Linked DNA regions of Homo sapiens: regions 1 and 3 are each linked to region 2. Evidence: chromatin loops called from intact Hi-C (ENCODE). Cell type or tissue: ascending aorta. All regions are shown on one strand. Region 1 overlaps NCK1 (NCK adaptor protein 1). Region 2 overlaps IL20RB (interleukin 20 receptor subunit beta). Region 3 has its middle 32 kb from the start of SLC35G2.

Region 1 (8,000 bases), 64 kb before region 2:
AGCTATGAAAGAAATCTATATTTACATTTAAGAGGGAATTCATTAATTTAGGACAACTTTATAATTATGTTATATAGTTATTTCAGGGCCTTTGACAAGAGAAAAGATGGTGAACTGTCATATAATAACAAATTAAATATTTATTTGGTTAAGAAAAAGAAAATTTGCATCTTATTTCCAAAAAGATGATTTTTAACTACATAGAAATTTGTTATATTTAAAAGCTTTAAAGATCTATATAGAGTTGAAGATCTCTTTTTAATAATGAATAAGTTCATTCTTTTGGTAATCATTTTTTTATATTCTCCTCTCATGGCCCTTTTTAATTTCAACAGGCATTGGAAAAGTGAAAAGAAAACCTAGTGTGCCAGATTCTGCATCTCCTGCTGATGATAGTTTTGTTGACCCAGGGGAACGTCTCTATGACCTCAACATGCCCGCTTATGTGAAATTTAACTACATGGCTGAGAGAGAGGATGAATTATCATTGATAAAGGGGACAAAGGTGATCGTCATGGAGAAATGCAGTGATGGGTGGTGGCGTGGTAGCTACAATGGACAAGTTGGATGGTTCCCTTCAAACTATGTAACTGAAGAAGGTGACAGTCCTTTGGGTGACCATGTGGGTTCTCTGTCAGAGAAATTAGCAGCAGTCGTCAATAACCTAAATACTGGGCAAGTGTTGCATGTGGTACAGGCTCTTTACCCATTCAGCTCATCTAATGATGAAGAACTTAATTTCGAGAAAGGAGATGTAATGGATGTTATTGAAAAACCTGAAAATGACCCAGAGTGGTGGAAATGCAGGAAGATCAATGGTATGGTTGGTCTAGTACCAAAAAACTATGTTACCGTTATGCAGAATAATCCATTAACTTCAGGTTTGGAACCATCACCTCCACAGTGTGATTACATTAGGCCTTCACTCACTGGAAAGTTTGCTGGCAATCCTTGGTATTATGGCAAAGTCACCAGGCATCAAGCAGAAATGGCATTAAATGAAAGAGGACATGAAGGGGATTTCCTCATTCGTGATAGTGAATCTTCGGTAAGTTGATTTTCGGAGGTAAATACAAATAGAGCTCTGGGTATTTTAAAAAAAAGAGAGAGAGAAATGGAGAGGTTAAGTGGCTTCCCTAAAGTTAACCAGGTAACAAGCTGGGACGTAACATAAGCATAAATGTTCCAAAGCTAAAGTCCGCATTCTTTCTAGCTATCTATTTTGAATAAAAGAGAGCTGTGGCAGTGTTGCTACACACTGAATTATTTCGTCTTGTCTAGTTCTGTTGATTTTGCATTCCTGATATATTTTCTGTTTCTGTTGCATTAAACTAAATGGAGAAAATGGAACACTGGCCTCTTCATTGAGAGTAGAATAATACTATAGATTAAACTGGGAAACATTTAAAAAATTGCTATTGGATGCAATGTGTAAGAAGGTAGTCACTGTAGTCCTTATGACATAGGAAATCCCTGAATTTAAAAAATTGATATTAAGTTTCTTCATAAATTGGTTACTTGGAAATTGGAATGCACTTTTATTATAACCTCAAAAAACCTATTTTAGCAGTGTTTGAAATGCATTTGCAATAAAAGATAAATTATATTGCAATACTAGTAAACAATAAAACTATAAAACCATAAAAGTTGAAAAATAATATGGTTTCATGGTCTCTTTTAGATACTGCTTAGGATATTAGAATTTGATGACACTCATTTTCCTTAAAAATGGCCTTTCTTTTTCCTTGATGAAAGATATCACTACTTTTCCATTTATTAAATCATGGTTAATCTTGGCTTTGCGTGAGTATATTTGTACAAAAGGGAATGTGTAATTGCACAAAATTTTGAAAGAAAATGTGTGGAAGTGGGGTGTGGTGGGGAGAGAGATTAATTGAACTTCCTGATGTGAAGTTCAGGAAAATGGGGCCTGTGCCTAATCCCTCAGAAAAGCAGTTGGTTGGCAGTAGGGAAGAGTGATGACATCCATTTTCTGTTAGTTGCCTGATCTGGCTCACTGTTTGAAACTTTGGGAGTAACTGTAGAAAAAGAGGCTTTGGGGGTTGATATAGACTGTAACAACAACAACAAAACTAATTAAAAAGAAGATAGCTTGAATGCAGAATTGTATGTATTTTCTTGTGGGTAATTGAGTGTAGATATTAGACAAAATGCAATATATACCATTATTTTTAGCAGTATACTTTTTAAGGTTAGAGGTCTCAAGTAGGCATATTTTGTTTAGCCTTCACAGTGTTTTTTAAACATTTAAATTCATTGCCGATATTTAAATATTAGGATATTTATTATAAAAATTCAGACTTTAGACCATTTAAAATTGGAAGAACTACCAACATTGAGACCCGGTTCCTGCAAGGCAACAATCACAGCTGAGAAGTCACCACTTGTTTAGATTGGTGATACACTGTCATTTCCTCTGCCCATCTACCTTTCCACTCTGACACTTATTTACATTATTCTTTTGGCTCTTGTAGGCATTTGAGTTTGTAGCCTCTCCTTAAAGTTTAGATTAATTCTCATTTGTGTATTCTTCATTTTTGGGAATTCAGCATGTTATCTCTAAGACAGCTACTGTTAGCTACACATTGAAAAGGGGTTGGGTGGGTATCTTAGACTTTCTCATGTGTTTCTCTGACTGGAGAGAAGATAGCTCTTGTTCTTCAAATATTTAACTAAAGGATTTGCTGTGGGTGTCTGCTGTTGGAGCCGTGGGTGTTAAGAGACTTTTGATTATGCAGGTTTGAATCCTGGCTCTGTTGTTAACTAGATGGATGATATTGGCCAAGTTATTAATAGCTTCTTTGAGACTCAGTTTTCACATGTGTAAAAAGGGTTTGTTTTGAAGAGTAAAGGAGATAATCTATGTAAATAATTTACCATGGTGCCTAGGACTTAGTAAGTGCTTAGATTTTAGCTTTTAGTTTAATATAAAAATACTGATAGAGGGCTTTCAAAATGTTTACTATATGTATCTTTTTTTTCTCTTTTAGCCAAATGATTTCTCAGTATCACTAAAAGCACAAGGGAAAAACAAGCATTTTAAAGTCCAACTAAAAGAGACTGTCTACTGCATTGGGCAGCGTAAATTCAGCACCATGGAAGAACTTGTAGAACATTACAAAAAGGCACCAATTTTTACAAGTGAACAAGGAGAAAAATTATATCTTGTCAAGCATTTATCATGATACTGCTGACCAGAAGTGACTGCTGTGTAGCTGTAATTTGTCATGTAATTGAAGACTGAGAAAATGTTGGGTCCAGTCGTGCTTGATTGGAAATTGTTGTTTCTAAATCTATATGAGAATTGACAATAAGTATTTTTATTATAACTCAGCCCATACATATATACTATGTATGCAGTGCATCTGCATAGAACAGTTCCTTATCCTTGGCCTTCTGTTTTATTGTTTTTTTCTTTGCTGTTTTCCCTTTGCTTCTAATATTACAGTTTTGTATTTTGTAAACAAAAATCAAATAATGCATATCAGAATCTTTATATGGAAGAAATCCTTTATTGCCTTTCCTTTGTTTCCTTGTAAAGGCACCCTGTTCTGTTATGGTTTTTCATTATATAAAATTATTATATCTATATATGACATATGCTAAAATTTCTTGGAGAGTGTTAATCTTTTCTGTGACTAAATAGCAATAATAAGTGGAAAATTAGAAATTATTTCCAGGTATTATATTTGTCACAGGCCATTGTAAATACCAAGTATATTGTGTCTGCCATAATTTTTAAAAATACATTCATTGTCTTCAGTCATACAGCAAGACACATGAGACATAGATTAGAAAACATGTTGTACAATTTTAATTTACAACTGTTGGAAATAAAAATCACTTAATTTTTTTCCAGTGCTTCTCCCTCATCTGGTTATTCAAGAAAACAAAACAGTCTCTGAGATATTTAGCTTTTCAAACTGTAAATAGATGCTCTAGTGTTATTTATTTTTTTAATCCCACTTGTATTATTTTACCTCTAGAGCATCTTGTATTAGGACATGTTATATTTATGCCAGTGGGAAATAAGTTATGGCCAAGTTTTGCAAAAACAGGAAGCAGTGAGATACTTGTTTTTTTCTCCTCACTAAATATCAGTAATTGTCAGGAATGGTATTACCTATTTTCATTTCCTCTTTTCAGCTTTAAGTTTTGTTGATTGGGACACTAAAACTGATGTATACCTGAGGAAAAAATAGAATGTGCTCATGGTTAGGGAAAATTATATTATTTTTAATTTTTTAATTTGTTTTTTAACCAAGTAGGAATTTGGGTGTATGGATAAGAGGCCAATCTGCTTCTGTAGGCTATAGAAGAAAACCAGTTGTATTTTATGGTCATAATTTGTCCCCCTATTATTCTGGAGATTTAAATTTAAGTAAAGTAGCCATCAGTATTTTAATTGAAAAATACTAAAGCCACATAACTGAGTAGGATGTCGTATGATACTTTCAACAAATTCCCTAATGCTGCCTAAGCATATGGATGTTTTAATTCTTTGCTGTTATAAATAGATATCTAATACGCCAGAATTACTGATGGTAAAATTGAAGTTGTGTAACTTGTGAATTTTTTTTATCAATGTTTTAAATATTATTTAAATCTTAAAATCATTTAAAGACTTATGTTGCCACTGGGTGGCAGCCATGGCTTCTCCCACTAAGCAACAGAAGTGACCAAATATAATTAAGACAAATTTTCATCTCTATTACATCTGCTTTTAAAACATTTTAGTTCATATTCTATTATTTTTCTAACTCAGTACTCCTTTGTTGAGGGTAATTATTAGTAGTTAAGTTTTTAATGGAAATAAAAATCATGTATGCTTATCTTTGCTGTAAAATCAAATGAATATAAATTGAGGAAAACTTTAAATTGTTGTAGGATGACTAGTAGTAAACATCATCTTAATTTTTAACATATATTTGATGATGCTTTCCTTTTCTCTGTATGTTTCTGGGTTTTCCCCCAGTCTTCCTTATGAAAAAAATGTATGTTTGTAAAAAGAGAACAATTAATGCTTTGCATCACAGACATAAACTATTCATAGTAAACTGCACTGAGCTGATATTAATAGAGCAGACTTTTGAGAAAGTAGGAGTGTAGTAGCACTGGAAACAGAATGCAAATTTCTGTTCCATAATTAGGTTTATTGTAGCTATAGCGCTCCCAGATAACCCATGTGTGCTAGTAATATCTATTGTGTGCTCTTACTATGGTATAAAAACCTCGCTGGAAGCTACTTATTTTGTACTTAAATATTTTACCAATTTTTAAAAAGTCTTAATCCAATGCTTATACCAGTGACTGTTTTTATAATACTTGAAGTAACTTTAAGAACTGAAACAACCCTGGAAAACTCTACATAGCTAGATAGTAACAATACTTGTATAAGAAACCAAGTTTCCTTATTCCCAGCCTGGTGTCTGTATCGTGACACACTACTCTGTGTATGCTTGGTTTTAGACTAGGAGGAGAGTCCTGGGAAGGGCAATATTACAGAAGTTTTCTTCCACATGAGGAGAATGCTTAGTTTCAAATTTAAATACATGTGTCAGATGGAACCCTGCCTAACTCACTTCTACAAATAACTTCCCCAAAATCTTAGAAGGTTTTTTAGAACATGATATAAGCTTTGTGACAAAAACAAATGCCATTGTGTCCCTTATTTAGTCATAAAACCTTAGGATTCAGCTGAATATATATTCACACATGTATATTACACATATATCACTATACAGTTAACACATGCACCTTGCACTATTAGTGACAAATAATACTGCTAAACAAAATAGGCTTCATGCAATCTATTGCCATTGCTAGAAGAATAAATAGGCCTAGCAGATGGGCAACTTGGGTTGTTAGAATAAGGTCATTCTTGCAGAATATGGCACTTAAATTATCTCCAGCTGTAATGTCCTACCATATAATCCAGAGGTTGCATAGAAGCAGAGTTGTCACAGTCTCTGTAGCACGTTTGTGAGAATTCTCTAGGCAGGCCCAGCCCTTCTCTAGAAGTTTGAATTTCACTCCCACCTTGTTGCTGGGGTACCTTCTTCAGGGTACATCTAAACACAGTGGCCTTATACAGAAATGTTGTTCAACCCACACAGTGCTTTAAAAAATTAATTGCCAACATTTAAAAATCAGGGAGTTTCACATAAAATTCAGACTTCTTGTTTCCCTTTAAAAATGAGAAGCTAATAACATGAGTTGAATTCCCACAAGTCAACAATGAGCTGGAATCTAATATGGATGGTCCTCTTATCTTTACCAGTGCACATGGTGAAAAAATTCAAACAGTATAATAAAGTCTTCTTTCAAGTCAAAATATAGAGACGAATCTCTGAAACGTTTTATTTGGGAAGCAAGAATTGTAATTCAGGGCATATACACAGACAGTAGTTTTTGGTATGTCTAAAGAACAGAGAAGATGGGGAGTTTTATTATAAAGAGAAATGTTACGTATGTTTTGAAAGAAAACTCATTGGTTCTAGATAAGTTTTTGGGAGGTGGCAAGCTCTGATTGGTGTGTGACAGTGATAGGTAAAACCAGTCTTAGAGTCACAGCAGGTCATTTCAGCAGCTACTAGGTAAAACTGGTCTTAGGGTTTACAGTAGTCTGTTTAAGTAGCTGGGCTTGTGGAAAACTGAGTTCTTGGAGCAGCTGCTATGTCCTTCATGTACTTTTTCCCCTTAATGCATTGAATCTGATTTGGTTGGGTATGACAATAATTACCCAATTTGTATAATTAACTTTCACACTCCCAACCCTTATCCCCCTAGTTGAGATCTCCAGATGCAGTTTACTCTCCCTGTTTTTCCTATAACATGGAAAGTTTTGGGTTTGGAATCTGGAAATTACCATTTTTTTCAGAAACACTCAGTTACATTGTCCAAATCAAGAAATGAGGAGTGTGGCATTACAGTACTCCCTAAGTTTTCCATTTTAATACTTTGCTAGAAGATAAGGGGTCCTTTATAATCTTGCATTTATATAGAACTTTTAACTTTCCAAATGGCTTCACAATCAAGGTCACTTTTTTTCTTAAAGGACTTTTGATATAGTATAGATGCTATCTTATGTTTTGAACACTACTGTTTTTTAAAGAATGCCAAATTACTGTTTCTGGAGAAACACATTATTAGAAGCATTGGCTTGCTACTCGATTCTGATAGGCTGGTTCTGTTAGTGTTTAGCAAGTTTTTGTGACTCAATTCTCTGCTATCTTTTAAACACTTGACAGACCAGCATGATATGCATGCCCCCACACCCTAATTTCTTGCTGTAACATGACCTAAACCAAATGACTTAGGAACTGAAATGTTTATTTCTAGTTTACTAATGAGGTGCACCTTGTATCTGAAAGCATACATAGTTTGCTGAGATATGTTTAATGAGTAGAACCTAGGTTAGGCTTGGTGGGGTTTTGAACAGAGGAGGAGTTTGAGCTATCAGCCACCTTGTTCACAGAGGGAAGTGTTCTAAATTAGTGTCTTTGAGAATATTTCCTGGCGGGTTAAAAGTAGATTTCTAAGGTAGTTGCTTTAAATAAATTTCTGTGCTCAGATAATTTATATCTTTAGACTGTGGAGAAATCTTTCAGATAGCCTTCATGAAATTACTGAGACAAAAAGGTGAATTCCAGAATGAGACTGTTAAGTGTTGTCTATTTTAGGCTAAACACAGGAATGGTTATTAAATTGATATTTTTTGAGTACTTTTGAAGGAAACAGTAATCATTGAGTAAGGATGGCTTCTCTAGGAGAAGTAATGTCAAACTTGATGTTTTCTAGACTTAATAGGCAAGGGGGATGTTACAGAGAACAAATTCATCAAGGCATATGATGATGTCAAGATGCAAATATTTTTTTTAATTGTTACATCTCTATATGATTTTATGTTTAAATAGCTTTTGGAGATACTCGTAATCAATTTATCCAACCAACTCACCTCAAATATTTTATTGCTGAGC
Region 2 (8,000 bases):
GTGGAGAGGGAGCCTTGCTATGTTGCCCAGGCTGGTCTCTAAGTCCTGGGCTCAAGCGATCTGCCTGTTTCAGCCTCCCAAGGCAGGTGTGAGCCATTGCACCTGCCTTTAATTTTTTTTTTAAGAACCAGAATTACATTCTGGGTTTTTGTGGGGCAGGGTCTTAGAATGAGGAACTCTGACCAAGCAGGGCTTCAAGGGAACTGTAGGGTAGTGAACTGGGAGATATTCTTAGCAAATGTTGGAAGCCCCTGATCTAGGGCTTGAAATTGTTTTTTGGTTTTTGTTTTTGCTGCTTGGAAATTAATTAATCAAATAGTTAAAAATGTAATAATATTCTTTAGTATTACTACTACTGCTATCCTCTAATGAATATTAATGAAAATTATTTTTCAGAAAATAACCAATTCACCCCAGAAGTTAATCAGCTGCAGAAGGGAGGAGGTGGATGCCTGTGCCACGGCTGTGATGTCTCCTGAGGAACTCCTCAGGGCCTGGATCTCATAGGTTTGCGGAAGGGCCCAGGTGAAGCCGAGAACCTGGTCTGCATGACATGGAAACCATGAGGGGACAAGTTGTGTTTCTGTTTTCCGCCACGGACAAGGGATGAGAGAAGTAGGAAGAGCCTGTTGTCTACAAGTCTAGAAGCAACCATCAGAGGCAGGGTGGTTTGTCTAACAGAACACTGACTGAGGCTTAGGGGATGTGACCTCTAGACTGGGGGCTGCCACTTGCTGGCTGAGCAACCCTGGGAAAAGTGACTTCATCCCTTCGGTCCTAAGTTTTCTCATCTGTAATGGGGGAATTACCTACACACCTGCTAAACACACACACACAGAGTCTCTCTCTATATATACACACGTACACATAAATACACCCAGCACTTGCAAGGCTAGAGGGAAACTGGTGACACTCTACAGTCTGACTGATTCAGTGTTTCTGGAGAGCAGGACATAAATGTATGATGAGAATGATCAAGGACTCTACACACTGGGTGGCTTGGAGAGCCCACTTTCCCAGAATAATCCTTGAGAGAAAAGGAATCATGGGAGCAATGGTGTTGAGTTCACTTCAAGCCCAATGCCGGTGCAGAGGGGAATGGCTTAGCGAGCTCTACAGTAGGTGACCTGGAGGAAGGTCACAGCCACACTGAAAATGGGATGTGCATGAACACGGAGGATCCATGAACTACTGTAAAGTGTTGACAGTGTGTGCACACTGCAGACAGCAGGTGAAATGTATGTGTGCAATGCGACGAGAATGCAGAAGTCAGTAACATGTGCATGTTTGTTGTGCTCCTTTTTTCTGTTGGTAAAGTACAGAATTCAGCAAATAAAAAGGGCCACCCTGGCCAAAAGCGGTCTTTAAAGTTCTAGTTACATTTTCAACCTCAAGTCCAGAGAGGCTCCAAAGGATACCTTTGGTCAAGAGGACTCGGGGTGGGGGTGGGGGTGGGGATGGGAGCAGCGGAGGAGCAGCCCCAGAAGTCCAGAGCCCAGGGCTGCCTGGTTGGGGGCAGCCTCTGGCTGCATGAGAACCCCAACTGAGGCAGCTGGCATAAGCTTCGCCTGGTTAGGTGCTCCTAAGCCTTTCCTGTTGGCCCCACCCCACAGGAAATCCCTGGGGAACCCTCTTTTCCTTGACAGCTTACTCAGGGTATCCCCAGCCCCTCTTAGTCTGCTCATTTAGGACCTACCTCTGGAAGCTTCTACCCACCCCTTTGCCCCACCAGGTGAAGAAAAGAGCCAACCACAGAGAAGGAATGATGGGAGGAAACTTCTTGAGGGGTGAAGGGATTGATGGGCAGGGCCTGCGCCTTGCTTTCTAACCCCCTCGAAGCTCTGGAGCCTCCAAGTTGGTTTATCTTCACCCTCACTTCCTGGGCCCTTTCCAGCCAGCCCAGTGGTGGGACAGTCTAACTGCATCAACTGGGTGTTTCCCCAGAGGCCCACAGCCCTTCACCACCTGGAGGGGTCTCTCCAGGAGCATGAGATCGCTCAAGACCCGTTCCTTCTTTTCCTTTGTGTTATTTTGTATGCTTCTCTGTGTTGTTCGTTAGAGGGTGTGTGCTAATTTTATATTTGACCTAAACTAGAAACACACTTTCAGTTTGCAAAAACAAAGACCATATTACTATTCCAGTCATCACCCTCCCTCCTCTCTCTTCCTGCCCCCTTATGGTGGGGTGGTGGGGGGCACTATCCTTCTGTCACAGCCCAGGCGCAGAACTGAGAAAGGACCCTGACCTCCATCTGCTTGAGTCTCTCACAACTATTCCCAGTGCCCATCCATTTTTTGGCATCTATAGGTACACAGAGATTTCTCTTGATTCTTCTGTTGTCTCCCCTTGCCCTGAATGTGCATTTATGGAGCCCCAGCCATGCACCCGACCTGCCAGCCCCCATTGGTGGAGGGGCTGCCTCCTCTACAGCTGGCTGTTCCCTCTCCCCTGGAGCACTTCTATCCCAAGTCCCCAGGCCTCCTCCCTGCCCCTCCAATGCATTTATCCCTACATCTGGACACTTACATGAGTGAAAAGGAATGTGATTAGTAATTACGGCAGGACCACAGCTGTAAATCGGGACTCCTCTGGGCAAACCAGGAGCCAGGTCACTCTCATCATAAGGCACAGCTTCCTGCCACATTCTTTTTCTAGAAGCTCCAACCCTCCAGATGCCCAGTCACTGAGTCCAGGGGCTCAGGCTCAGCACTACTGGCTTGCTTTGTTTTCACAGTTTCTCATTGAGTCCTGTGGGAATTGGGGGAAGTACTTGTGTGTGTGTGTTGTGGGGGGATAAGTATTTGGGAGCAGCCTAGAGTGGCTTCTGCTGTTTCACTGAAGACTGTCTCTTGCAGGCCAACCCAGTAGAGTCCCCTGAGCCCCCAGAATCAAGCCCAGCTTTCTTAGTCCTGCCTTTAGGGTGCAACTGCCAGGGTCCAGTGAATAAAATCCCTGCTCCATGAGGCTTACATTCCAATGGGGTAAGGGAGAAATAATAACACAATAACAGTATTATTATTCAGTGAATTATTTAGTATATTGGGAGTTTGTAAGTCACGGTAAAATGAAAAAGTAGAGCAGAAAACGGGGGCTGGGGGCAGGTTGCAGCCTCTTCAAAATGAAAGTGGATGGAAACAATGGACCCAGAACTACCTGTCAGATAAGTCCCTGCATAGCCACATGGTGTGAGATATTATGAGAGATTCTAGAACAAAGTAATTTGGCAACAAATCCGTAGGTGTATGTAGTCTAAAACAAAAACTTTATTGAGTATTTATCCCTTTGTATTGATAGTGTATTTTTGCAACTATTATCTTATCAGATAAAGCAAGTAAATAATATATATTTTGTATATTTTGATAAGAATCTAGATTTTAGGATTAGTGACAAGGAAGGCTAATTTTAGGATCCCAAATTTGACTAAGAACAGGGCACTGTTGGAACTGAATCAAACATATTAATATGAAGTCATGTCTTTATGAAACATGACATTAAAAATATTTTGACTTTTTTCCACTGAAATGGCCCAGGAGAAATGTCACCTCCACAATGCATCTTAATGCTAAGATTTTGGTTTCTAGTGTTAGTTTTCTCCCAAAGGAGCCAAAGTTTCTTGGAGCAGTAATGGATGCCATGTCAGTTTGGAGTTGAAAGGTACAAGGTAATCTTAAAACACCTATACCTTTTTGAGACAGAAAGCAAAGCATTAAATAAGGGTCATTCAAAATTACACAAGGAACAATCTATACAGGGCTCCTCCTGGCCAAAGTTGGGACAATATAAGCACCAGAAGGAGAATATTGGCTGGCACAATTGATACCATATATTTGAAAAGTCATCAGTCCATGACACCCAAGAAGAGCGAAGCTACCATAATGCATTCTCAGAGAAGATGAATCTAATAGAATGCATTTCTACTTGTTATTCAATCGTGTTGGGCTTATCGACTCGTTTATCGTGTCAATGAGGAATACCAGTAAATGTAAATCCATCAGTCAGAAGGCATTTTTTCTCCTCTAAAGGCTCCTCTCCGCCCCTTAACGTCCAGTCTTTCCCCACTTGGCTCTCCCTGTCCTGTCAAGGGGTTCGGTGGAAAAGTCTTTTAAGTTCCCTTCACAGAAGAATTGTAGACTCTGCCGGTCTAGTCTCTGGGCCAACCCTCCCCGTCTCTTTAGTAAAGATGTTTTTTATTATTTTCCTTGTGCCGTGTATTATCCTTAGGCTAGAGTAACTTTCCGGGCCTGCAGACCTCTTGGTTTCCTTTCAATCTGGAGGACTTGATCCCATGGCCAGCTTCGGAGCTCACCAGGAGGGGAAGACCCATTACATCCACGGGCGTCTGGCGCCACCTTGTGGTCAGTGCTGAAAATGTTTTCTGTTCCCACTCGCAATGAAACTCCCTGGGCTTCCTGGATGAAGAAAGGAAAGCTCAGGTCGGTTTCCTAGAATAATAACTCAGTTACACAGTTTCCACGGGCTTGGTCCTTAACAAACCTCCACTGTCACTGGTGGAGTTAGAATTTAGCAGCCACCTTCTCCTCGCTCTGTGTCTGTATCTGTCCCGAGCTCATGGTTTGGGGCTTCACGCTGTACCCACGGCTCTCGCTCTTTTCTGGGACCTTGGCCTCTCGCACTCTCCTGTCTGTTGATCTTTCCACCATGCTGCCATTCCCTACCTCTCGGAAATAGACTTTTTTTGGATGTCTTTTTGTTTTCCTTCTGTGTGACCTATTTGTAGGATCCCTTTACTAGACTGACTTTCCAGGAGTGTTCCTCAGCCCCCGCACAGATCAGTAGGGAGGAGCCTGCCTGCTGCTTGCTCATGCTAAACCAGCGTGCTGCCCAGCCTGTGAAGTTTGGAACTGGAACACTAGAGTTGGCCCCAAATTACAGCTTTCTCTTCTGGCTCCTGGGACTCCCAGTTTCTTCAGCAACAACAACAAAACCTGGAAAAACGTATCCTTGCCAGAGGTGGGAGAATGAGGCTCACAAAAGGAAAACACGGACCTTTCTTGTCTCCCCCAGTGAGAGGTTGCAAGATCAGGTTGTAAAACCCCATTAAGGAGGACCTTAGAGGAAGAACTGAGCAAGGAGCCTTCTCAGGTGCCTGCAAACATCTCCAAGAGCAAAAGTATAAATCCTCATATTGTGGAGGAGGTACATGTTCCTGGTTCCTTCACTGGACCTCACTGAGAAAATTAAACAAACAACAACAACAACAACTACGTTAAAAAACAACCCCACAAAAACAAAAAAACAAAAACAAAAAAAACCCTGGTGGCCGGGCGCGGTGGCTCACGCCTGTAATTCCAGCACTTTGGGAGGCCGAGGCGGGTGGATCACCTTAGGTCAGGAGTTCGAGACCAGCCTGACTAACATGGTGAAACCCCGTCTCTACTAAAAATACAAAAATCAGCCGGATGTAGTGGCAGGCGCCTGTAATCCCAGCTACTCGGGAGACTGAGGCAGGAGAATCCCTTGAACCCGGGAGGCAGAGGTTGCAGTGAGCTGAGATCCCGCCATTGCACTCCAGCCTGGTCAACAGAGCGAGACTCCGTCTCAAACAAACAAACAAACAAAAAAACCATCCTGGCGTTTGGAGAAATGAGTGCCTGAACAAACCTCAGTAACTTCTAAATTTTGCCTCTGTACCTAAAACAGCTCCTCTAGGAAGTGGCCACATGCCTCCAAATTTCCTGGAGATGCCAGCCAGTCTTCTATGAAATTGCCTCAGTATAAGATTAGGCCTACAAAACATCATCTTGAGTTTCTGGCCCTAGGAGATCACAGCCCAGAAAGTAGGCCCCTCTGATGTCATCCCACCTGCATCAATCACGAGGACAAGCTTTCCCAGGTGAAATCATTTCATTGACATTAACTGCTCACTGTCTCACTTGAACTTTTTTTTTTTTTTTTTGAGATGGAGTCTTGCTCTGTCAACCAGGCTGGAGTGCAGTGGTGCTATCTTGGCTCACTGCAACCTCCGCTTCCCCGCTTCAAGCGATTCTACTGTCTCAGCCTCCTGGGTAGCTGGGATTACAGGCACCTGGCACCATGCCCAGCTAATTTTTGTATTTTTAGTAGAGACAGGGTTTCGCCGTGTTGGCCAGGCTGGTCTTGAACTCCTGACCTCAGGTGATCCGCCTGCCTCAGCCTCCCAAAGTGCTGGGATTACAGGCATGAGCCACTGCGCCCTGCCTCACTTGAACTTTTGAGTCTTGCAATTGGAAATAGATCAAAATGGAATAGTTTTCCCCTTTTCTTGGCCTCACCCCAGATCAGGCCTAGATTATGGAGGGCCAGTGAGGTGGAACGCTTACTGTGTGTTTTTGTTTTTGTTTTTGTTTTTAGACAGGGGTCTTGCTCTGTCACCCAGGCTGGAGTGCAGTGGCGTGATCTTAGCTCACTGCAACCTCCATCTCCCGGGTTCAAGCGTTTCTCCTGCCTCAGCCTCCCAAGTAGCTGGGATTACAGGCACCTGCCACCACACCTGGCTAGTTTTTGTATTTTTAGTAGAGACAACGTTTCCCAATGTTGCCCAGGCTGGTCTCGAACTCCTGGCTTCAAGTGATCTGCCCGCCTCGGCCTCCCAAAGTGCTGGGATTGCAGGCGTGAGCCACCGCCTGTGTTTTAAATGAAGAGTTTCAGTTTAGCTGATGGCAGCAAATAGAAGCTGAAATTTAAATACAAGTAACATTAAGTAACATCTCCCTCTGTTGCAACTTTGGGTTGACAAAGGCAAGGCTCAGGTTAAAGAACTGATAAAAACTTGGTCATGAGGTGTGGGTCTCATCATGTTGCTTAAAAACAAAAAGCCCAGCTTCCAGAGATGTGCATGGTGTTGATTGTGGCAGAGGGTATGAGAAAGTGGGGCCCACTCTTTTCTTTGGCTAATGACTCATTTAAAAACTCATTTGTCACCTAAAACATTTATTCCAAAATTGGGATTTTTAAATTAAATGCTATTTAAAACTTCAGAAAGGAATTAAAAACTTGATAATTGAAACAGGTGATATGTCAATTCACCTTTTAAATTCAAATAATATAGTTCAGAATAAATCATAAAATTTGGGAAGAATTTGGATTTCTTCACCAACACTAAATAGCTATTGCATAAGTGTGTGCTGTAATTGTAAACACTGGTGTATTTTACAAACTGGTTTTATTGGAATCCATGTAGTCTGAAAATTGTATGATTCTGTAAAAAAGTTTCCACTTGAACTTTCTGAGAACGGTTTAAAGGTGAAATAATCTGATACACTTCTCTGTCAATAAAAAATAAATCATGATATAATTGGACATATCTGCTCATGTGTTTTTTTTTTAGATGGAGTCTCTCTCTGTTGCACAGGCTGGAGTGTGGTGGCACCATCATGACTCACTGCAACCTCCATCTCCTGGGTTCAAGCAATTCTCCTGCCTCAGCCTCCAGAGTAGCTGGGATTACAGGTGCTTATGTATTTTTTTTTCTTTTTCTTTTTTTCATTATACTTTAAGTTCTAGGGTACATGTGCACAACGTGCAGGTCTGTTACATATGTATACATGTGCCATGTTGATGTGCTGCACCCAGTAACTCGTCATTTAACATTAGGTATATCTCCTAAAGCTATCCCTCCCCCCTTCCCCCACCCCACAACAGGCCCCCAGTGTGATGTTCTCCTTCTGTGTCCAAGTGTTCTCATTGTTCAATTCCCACCTATGAGTGAGAACATGTGGTGTTTGGTTTTTTGTCCTTGTGATAGCTTGCTGAGAATGATGGTTTCCAGCTTCATCCATGTCCCTACAAAGGACATGAACTCATCCTTTTTCATGGCTGCATAGTATTCCATGGTGTATATGTGCCACATTTTCTTAATCCAGTCTATCATTGATGGACATTTGGGTTGGTTCCAAGTCTTTGCTATTGTGAATAGTGCCTCAGTAAACATACGTGTACATGTGTCTTTATAGCAGCATGATTTATAATCTTTTGGGTATATACCCAGTAATGGGATTGC
Region 3 (8,000 bases), 230 kb before region 2:
AATTAAAAAAAAAAAATTGGTTGTTTCTGGACAGGCACAGTGGCTCATGCCTGTAATCCTAGTGCTTTGCGTGGTCAAGGCAGGAGGATTGATTGAGGCCAGGAGTTCAAGACCAGCCTGGGCAACACAGTGAGACCATGTCTCTACAAAAAATTAGAAAATTAGCCAGACATGTTGGTGCAACCCTGTAGTCCCAGCTACTCTGGAGGCTGAAGTGGAAGGATCTCTTGAGCCCCCGAGTTCAAGGCTGCAGTGAGCTATGATGACACCACTACACTCCAGCCTGGGAGACAGAGCAAGACCCTGTGTCAAAAATAAATAAATAAATAATTGATTGTTTCCCTTCTACCTTTGATTCTGGCACTATGCTTGTCCACTTCTTGAAATTCACTGATAGCTGGGTGTGGTGGCTCGCACCTGTAATCCCAGCACTATAGGAGGCTGAGGCAGGTAGATTGCTTGAGCTTAGGAGTTTGAGTGACTAGCCTGGGCAACATGGCGAAACCCCATCTCTAATAAAAATACAAAAAAATTAGCCAGGCATGATGGTGCATGCCTGTAGTCCCAGCTACTCGGGAGGCTGAGGCACGAGAATCGGTTGAACTCAGGAGGCAGAGGTTGCAGTGAGCCGAGATCGCACCACTGCACTCCAGCCTGGGTAACAGAGCAAGACGACTCTGTTTCAAAAAAAAAAAGGAAAGAAAAAGAAATTCACTGATGGTTAATTATTTGGTCTTGATGGCAGCAAAGGAGCAGTGAGGCATATGTTTCACATTTCTTGATGGGATCTTCTCTGGCCCCTAGCCTGCTGGCTTTTTGAAATGAAAGAAATACAAGTGCCAACAAGGGCCCTGAGTGAATGCAGCCTAACCTGCACTCATCACGTGCAGCAGCAGCTGCAGCCTCTGAAAAGGGCTGATCTCAAGTTGCATGTGGCCAGGAGGCAGAGCTGGGAGGTCAGCACAGAAGCTGGCCCTCATCCTGTCCTAATTCTGTTTTGAATGGAACATGTGATCACTCTGGCATCCCAAGGAGAAGTAGCAGAGGGCACAGGACTTAGTGCTTCCAAAGTTGATAGGAGTCTTGAAGGACATCCCAGATGTGAAAATGCTCCATTAACTGCGATGCATTGGACAATCACCAGGCGAGATTTCTGTTTGTGTTTCTTTTATAGTGTGGCTGACCTTATAAAATAAATACTGCTTCCTTGGCAAAAGAATTTAAGTTCCCTCCAAGAGCTAGGGCACCCTGATGCCCTGGAACATGCCTTCGGCTTGACTCACAAGTCAACACGAGGTTTGGATTCTAATCCCGGATCTTCTGTTACCTTAATCTCAATCTCTCCTCCAAAGCAAGAGAATTGGACTCCATGACTACTGAGTTCAGGCCCAGCTGGGTTAAACTGATGGGTTCTTTTTTTTTTTTTTTGAGACGGAGTCTCGCTCTGTTGCCCAGGCTGGAGTGCAGTGGTGCGATCTCGGCTCACTGCAAGCTTCACCTCCTGGGTTCACGCCATTCTCCTGCCTCAGCCTGCTGAGTAGCTGGGACTACAGGCGCCCGCCACCTCGCCCGGCTAATTTTTTGTATTTTTAGTAGAGACGGGGTTTCACCGTGTTAGCCAGGATGGTCTCGATCTCCTGACCTCGTGATCCACCCACCTCGGCCTCCCAAAGTGCTGGGATTACAGGCGTGAGCCGCCGCGCCCGGCCAAACTGATGGATTCTAAAGGGAATTGGACATATTGAGGTGCAGAACAAACTGGTATGCAGAGAAAAGAACACTAATTAGAGTCACCGTCACCGGGACTCTGCCTCTCTATATTACTCTTCTTTTCTTCTCAGTTGGCTGTTCCCAAAACGGGCTCAAGCAGCTGCAGGCAGGCATTGTACTAATTTCACGGTGAGCAAAAGGAAAGATTATTTTCCCTCATGGTTCCAGAAGAAGTTGCAGAATTAAATCTCATTGTCTAAGATTAACTTGGTTGGGACACATGCAGTAGTGGATGTTTTGGCACTCCACTCAGATCCCTTTTATCAGCTGGTGCACCCCTTCCATTCTTTACCCTTTCCCCCACTCCCTGCAGCTATTTTGAGGCTGTGGCCAGCAGTTTAAACCTGTGACCTTGGTTTATGAGAGGTGTTTTAGGTTGTCAAAAGCCTCCTAGCCTAGGGATGCCGGGGAAGTTACACTGTCTCAATATATAGACTAATAACTAATAGATATGGAGTTTCTTAACAGGCTAACCTCCTTGCTTCAAGGCAGAAACAACTCTGTAGTGTAATTTGTGTTCCAGAGGCAAGCTTCCCTCTCCACACACAAAACCAGACCAAGACTAGATTTTACCTGACATCAGGTCGTTACTTGGCTCCTTCTCCTTCTCTATCTTGCTCCCTTACAGGTTTCTCTAAGAGCATTCCCTGCCTTTCTTACATCTGAATCCTTGCCTCAGGCTCTGCTTCTAGGGAACTTCATCCAAGACACATTTCTGAACCAGTCATTGAAGGAGTGGCTAAGTGTTTCTTAGGGACAAACCAGGTAATATGCCCATCTACACCTCATAAACCTGAATTACTGAATGTTTCATGGAGGACTTTGGTTTGTTTAGTACTATAACCCCAATATTCAAAATAATTCATTTACTTGTATTACGAAAATAAATCAAGGAAAGAATGGACTGAGTGTGTGTGTGTTTGAATCCTTGAAATGGAAGAAATATAGTGCCAACAAGGGACCTGAGTGAGTGCAGCCCAGCCTGAATTTACGACGTGCAGCCAAAACGGCTGCTCTCAGCTTGCATGTATGTGGCCAAGAGGCAGAGCTGATAGGTCAGCACAGAAGCTGGCCCTCATCCTGTCATCCTGTCTCAATTTCTTTTTTCTTTTTTTCTTTTTCTTTTTTGAGATGGAGTCTCATTCTGTTACCCAGGCTGAAGTGTAGTGGCATGATCTTGGCTCACTGCAACCTCAACCTCCATCTAAGGCAGTGATTCTCCTGCCTTAGCCTCCCTAGTTAGTAGCTGGGATTACAGGTGCCCGCCACCATGCCAAGCAAATTTTTGTATTTTTAGTGGAGATGGGGTTTCACCATGTTGGCCAGGTTGGTCTCAAACTTCTGACCTCAAGTGATCTGCCTGCCTGTGCTTCCCAATGTGCTGGGATTACAGTCATGATAAACTTATTTTATTTTATTTATTTATTTTTGTGTGTGTGTGTGACAGAGTTTTACTCTGTTGCCCAGGCTGGAGAGCAGTGGCACGATCTTGGCTCACTGCAACCTCTGCCTCCCAGGTTCAAGCAATTCTCTTGTCTCAGCCTCCTGAATAACTGGGACTACAGACGCATGCCACCACACCTGGCTAATTTTTGTAGTTTTTTAGATACAAAAAAAGAGATGGGATTTCACTGTGTTGGCCAGACTGGTCTCGAATGCCTGACCTCAAGTGATCTGCCTGCCTCAGCCTCCCGAAGTGCTGGGAATTACAGGAGTGAGCCACTGCGCCCTGCCCGATTTTGTTTTGAATGGAACATGTGATCACTCTGATATTCAAAGGAGTAGTAGCAGAGAGCACAGGACTTGGTGCCCTCCAAAGCCTATGGGAGTCTTGAAGGATATTCCAAATGTGGAAAAAAAATATTTTTTTCCCAAGAAAATTTGTGCGTGTGAAAGAGTGTGTGTGTGTGTGTGTGTGTGTGTGTGTGTGTGTGTATGACTGTTACCAGAAGAAAGGGGATTGAATGTAGGAATGTGGAATGATAACTATGCACTACAACGATAAACAAGCGGAACTGAACTTAAAAACCAAAGCTTTCACTCTGCCAAAGACCAAATTTTTGTTAATGACCATACATGCCAAGCATTTGTGATTCTAAGCACTGCTTTCACTTTAGGATTAAAAAAATATCCTAGGAAGTGTGTTTGTTGCTTATTTGTTATCTGGTGAGTAATGGAATTACTTCAAGTAGATAATGAAAATCCGCTTTTTATTTAATATAAGAATTGCAGAGAGCAGAAACTAAAATCCTGTAAACAATTTCTTGCTGAGTCATTCACCCTTGCTCAAGACAAGCTTTCACTTTGCACTGAATTTTAATGTGATGTTTCTTCATCTTCCCCCACCTTCTGTACCATAGTCAGCTAGTCAGTAATTTCTCTTTGACCAGAGTGATACTGTCCTCCCAGAATGGTCAGGCAGACAGCTGAGACATTTCTAGGGATCTCCATACTTTTTCACTTCCAAGGATCCATTCATGATCTTTCTCCCAAGGATCCATGGGTGTAAGACCTCATTGCAACACAAACTATGCGTCTGGAAAATAATTAATTTGTGTCCTCAAAATTTATTAATTGTAGTAACCATGCTGGTATAATTCTAGCACAAACTAAAGCAGTTTTTTAGTTACTTTTAAAAGCACTCTCATGAGTTAAAGCGGGATTTCTATCAAGCTTTCTGAAATAATGAAAATGTTGGAAGTCATTAAATAACTTTATTCCAGGGAGATATATGTTTGCAAAGATAATTCTGGTTTGGGTAGGAGAAAAGCCAAGTCAGGGAGATCTGCCAGAAGACTGTTTTGGTAGTCCAAAGAGAGAGAGATTTGTTAATAAAGAGAAGCATGAGAAATGCCCTTTGGAGTAAAATTGACTACCTCAGAGTGTCTAGCTTCACTGTGCTAAATAAGGCAGGACCTGCTGTGCAGAGACCAAAACTAACAAGTCTCTCAGAACCACTGTACTCAGCATCTCCCCTGAACAGTCTGTGTAGCTGTCACCAGGTGGCACGTGGTAGGAATCTGGGTCATGCTGTGTAACCTTCCTGGTTAGGCCACGAAGAAGTGAGAGAAGTGCAGTCCATATGATTTGGTCCATAAATACAAAACTTCTCCTTGATATGAATTAACCAACTACTAACAGGGCCAAATGATAACATTCATGAGCTTTGGGCAGTTTTGAATCTGTGGGCCCTTCCCTCCATAATAAATATTAAAAATTATATTTTATAACTGCATTGGTATAAAGATGAATATAATCCATGCTGGTTTCTTTTTTTTTATTGTGGTAAAATATACATAACATTTCCCATTTTAACCATTTTTAACCATACAGTTCAGTGGCTTTAAGTACACTGGATTCTTTTTATATGTTTATTATTATTTATTTATTTTTATTTATTCTGATTTTAAAAGAAATTAAAATTAAAACATTCTGCAGGCCCTTAAAAGTATCTCGGTCCCTAGATACTGTGCTAGCTGTACCTAATGGATGAGTTGGCCATGACTATTAGATGGCAAAAAAAGGGCAAGAAAGAGCAAATTTGAAATGTACTCAAACTCATTTTACAGTTCACACACACAAAATGACATTCCAACTTGCTTTTCCTTTCTGCAGGGAGACATTAATCCTAGGAAGCAGTGTGTTTACTGGATGGAACACAGGACTATGGCACACTGAGATCAAGCATTATTTTTGTCCCATACTAGGTATGTATCATACTCAGCACAATGTGGAGCTCAGACAGGCCCATGCGAGGAGCCCAAGGGGGTCAGTGCCAGCAGACTCAGAAACAGCACCAGCTCCAGGCTAAGAGGTTGGGGCAGAGACTCCAGATGAAGGCCAGGACAGCTCCCAGGGGTCCAATAGGAATAATCCAAAGTTCAGTAGGGGACATATGTACCAATCATAGCCACAAACTAGAGAATGGAAACAAATAAACAAAGGAGGGAACTGAGGCAAGAAGACCAAATGCCAGTCAGGCCCGCTTGAGCCTCTTTTATTTTAAATGTTTTGAGGAGACAGAGTCTTGCTATATTGCCTAGGCTGGTCTTGAACTCCTGGCCTCAAGTGATCCTCCCACCTCGGTCTCCCAAAGTGTTGGGATTACAGGCATGAGCCACCATGCCTGGCCTGAGTATCCTTATTCTTTTTTTTTCTTTGAGATGAAGTCTCACTTTTGTTGCCCAGGCTAGAGTGCGATGGCGTGATCTCTGCTCACTGCAATCTCAGCCTCCTGGGTTCAAGCGATTCTCCTGCCTCAGCCTTCTGAGTAGCTGGGATTACAGGCACCTGCCACCATGCCCAGTTAATTTTTGTATTTTTAGTAGAGACGGAGTTTCACCATGTTGGCCAGGTTGGTCTCAAACTCCTGACCTCGGCCATCTGCCTGCCTCGGCCTCCCAGAGGGCTGGGATTACAGGCATGAGCCACCGTAAGCTGAGTCTCCTTGTTCTTACTGCAAGTGCTACTGTTGCCTGGAACTGTGTGCCCTTGGGCATTTCTTCTCTCCAAGCCTCCGATTGCCTATCTATGCAATTAGAAATTGGACTAATGACCCCTCAGATCCTATAAACCTTTTTGCCTGTTTCCAGCTTCTTAGTAGCCTCACCCTTTTTCCTGTTCTAGTACTAGATGATTGAAATTCAGAGATTAATGCTCAAGTTTTAGAGTAGAGGTTGCAAATTTATAGCTGCAAGGCCAAATCCAACCACAGGAGAACTTTGTTTGGCTTGCTCAACATCTTAAAATTTTGTCACGCCTGTGATCCCAGCACTTTGGGAGGCCAAGGCGGGCACATCACAAGGTCAGGAGATCGAGACCATCCTGGCTAACACGGTGACACCCCATCTCTAATAAAAATACAAAAAAAAAAAAAATTAGCTGGGTGTGGTGGCATGCGTCTGTAGTCCCAGCTACTCGGGAGCTGAGGCAGGAGAATCGCTTGAACCTGGGAGGCGGAGGTTGCAGTGAGCCGAGATTGCACCACTGCACTCCAGCCTGGGCGACAGAGTGAGATTCTGTCACAAAACAGAACAAAACAAAACAAAACAAAACAAAACAAAACAAACTTTGAATTAATTCCCAACATCCAAAAAATCAGGAGATGACTCATAAAAATCTGAATTTCTGCCTTCTCTTGAAAAGTTGTCAGCTCTCCATTCCTTGGCTTTGTGTTCCCACGTGACCTTTGCTGGAACTGAGTAGAATCTATCCCTTCTAGATGAGGCACAAATTCCCCAGGGTGCCACAATCTCCCCCAGCCTACTTCACTGTTGTCTTGTCCCTGTAGGCAGTTGGATGTGCTCCCTCTGCAGTCAAAGGTCAAAGTTTTTCTTACCTTACTCACCTCTCCAGGGCCCAGGTACTGTCCATTACTGAGGCTGCTTGAAGCTGAACTTCAGGCCTCCCAAGCCATCCCCTTGTGGCTAGGTCTGAACAAAGCCTTTGAGCACTAAGTCTTCCACAGCACATCTCCCGATGGTGACCATGATCCAATGAGTAGTTTTCCCTGTTACTCATCTGCCTCCTGATAGATGTACTACATCTGGAGATGTGGAATTCCTCTGCCAAGATGTGCTTCTGCCCTTTTGGGACATTGACTAGATAGTCCAGAGGTGCCTGCCTCCAAGGATCCAGTCATTTACAGGCTGAAAGGCTGAAGAGGGGAAGCATCAGCTGGAAGTTCTTGCCAAGAAGGAGGAACCAAGAGAGCATGGGAACTGGAAACCATGGAGATAGCACAGACTGTGTGCCCACCTGCCACTGCCACAGGACACCCCCTATAAAATCCACCTTCTATGTCTCTTCATAAATGGGCTCTGTGGCTGGGAGCAGTGGCTCATGCCTATAATCTCAGCACTTTGGGAGGCCAAGGCGGGTGGATCATGAGGTCAGATCCTGGCCAAGATGAAAAAGAAAAAAGAAAAAAAGAAAAAGAAAAAGAAAGAAAAGAAAGAAAAAGAAGAAGATAGCAAAAAGAAAAAGAAAAAAGAAATGGGCTCTGTGTTTCCTCTATAAAACATCTCAAATACAACAGGTATCGAATAGAATGAGCTTTTAAAACAGTTCTACATGGTTTTGCTCACAGTAGGTTGAAACAATTCCACCAAAATGATATATAAATGGAATGAAGAATTAAAGAGTAGTGCCATTTTCTGGTTATTTTCCTGAGTCAGTTCTAATATCACCCACTCTGCAATATCTTTTCCCCTTCCCCTCCCCTATCACTA

Evidence for each region. Hi-C counts contacts between places; a loop is a spot of excess contacts. Peaks named below come from ENCODE experiments on the same cell type or tissue, not always from the same donor. Only the 100,000 strongest peaks of a DNase experiment are listed, where the experiment ranks them.
Region 1: it touches region 2 in a loop (2.7-fold over the local background); 23 of 110 quality-filtered maps call a loop at or near these places.
Region 3: it touches region 2 in a loop (3-fold over the local background); 4 of 110 quality-filtered maps call a loop at or near these places.

What each region holds. Positions count from the first base shown.
Region 1 is chr3:136,945,248-136,953,247 of GRCh38, forward strand. NCK1 (NCK adaptor protein 1) reads left to right here. Exons shown (of 4, transcript NM_001291999.2): 3 at 336-1,048; 4 at 3,012-6,359. The coding sequence ends at 3,206. IL20RB-AS1 (IL20RB antisense RNA 1) reads right to left here. Exons shown (of 4, transcript NR_183729.1): 4 at 739-1,084. Among named protein-coding and RNA genes, the nearest start is that of IL20RB, 8.7 kb to the right of the region's middle. In ascending aorta, a CTCF peak has its summit at 4,672 (motif pointing right); no DNase peak of the experiment used is centred here.
Region 2 is chr3:137,009,717-137,017,716 of GRCh38, forward strand. It overlaps IL20RB (interleukin 20 receptor subunit beta), which reads left to right. Exons shown (of 7, transcript NM_144717.4): 7 at 397-1,369. The coding sequence ends at 507. Among named protein-coding and RNA genes, the nearest start is that of IL20RB-AS1, 32 kb to the left of the region's middle. RefSeq lists a cis regulatory region at 4,062-5,074. In ascending aorta, a CTCF peak has its summit at 4,363 (motif pointing left); DNase peaks (open chromatin) are centred at 4,345 and 4,795; H3K4me3 peaks cover 1,285 bases; H3K27ac peaks cover 1,599 bases.
Region 3 is chr3:136,782,879-136,790,878 of GRCh38, forward strand. No RefSeq gene overlaps it. Among named protein-coding and RNA genes, the nearest start is that of SLC35G2, 32 kb to the right of the region's middle. In ascending aorta, no CTCF peak of the experiment used is centred here; DNase peaks (open chromatin) are centred at 3,491 and 4,769; H3K4me3 peaks cover 1,518 bases; H3K27ac peaks cover 3,354 bases.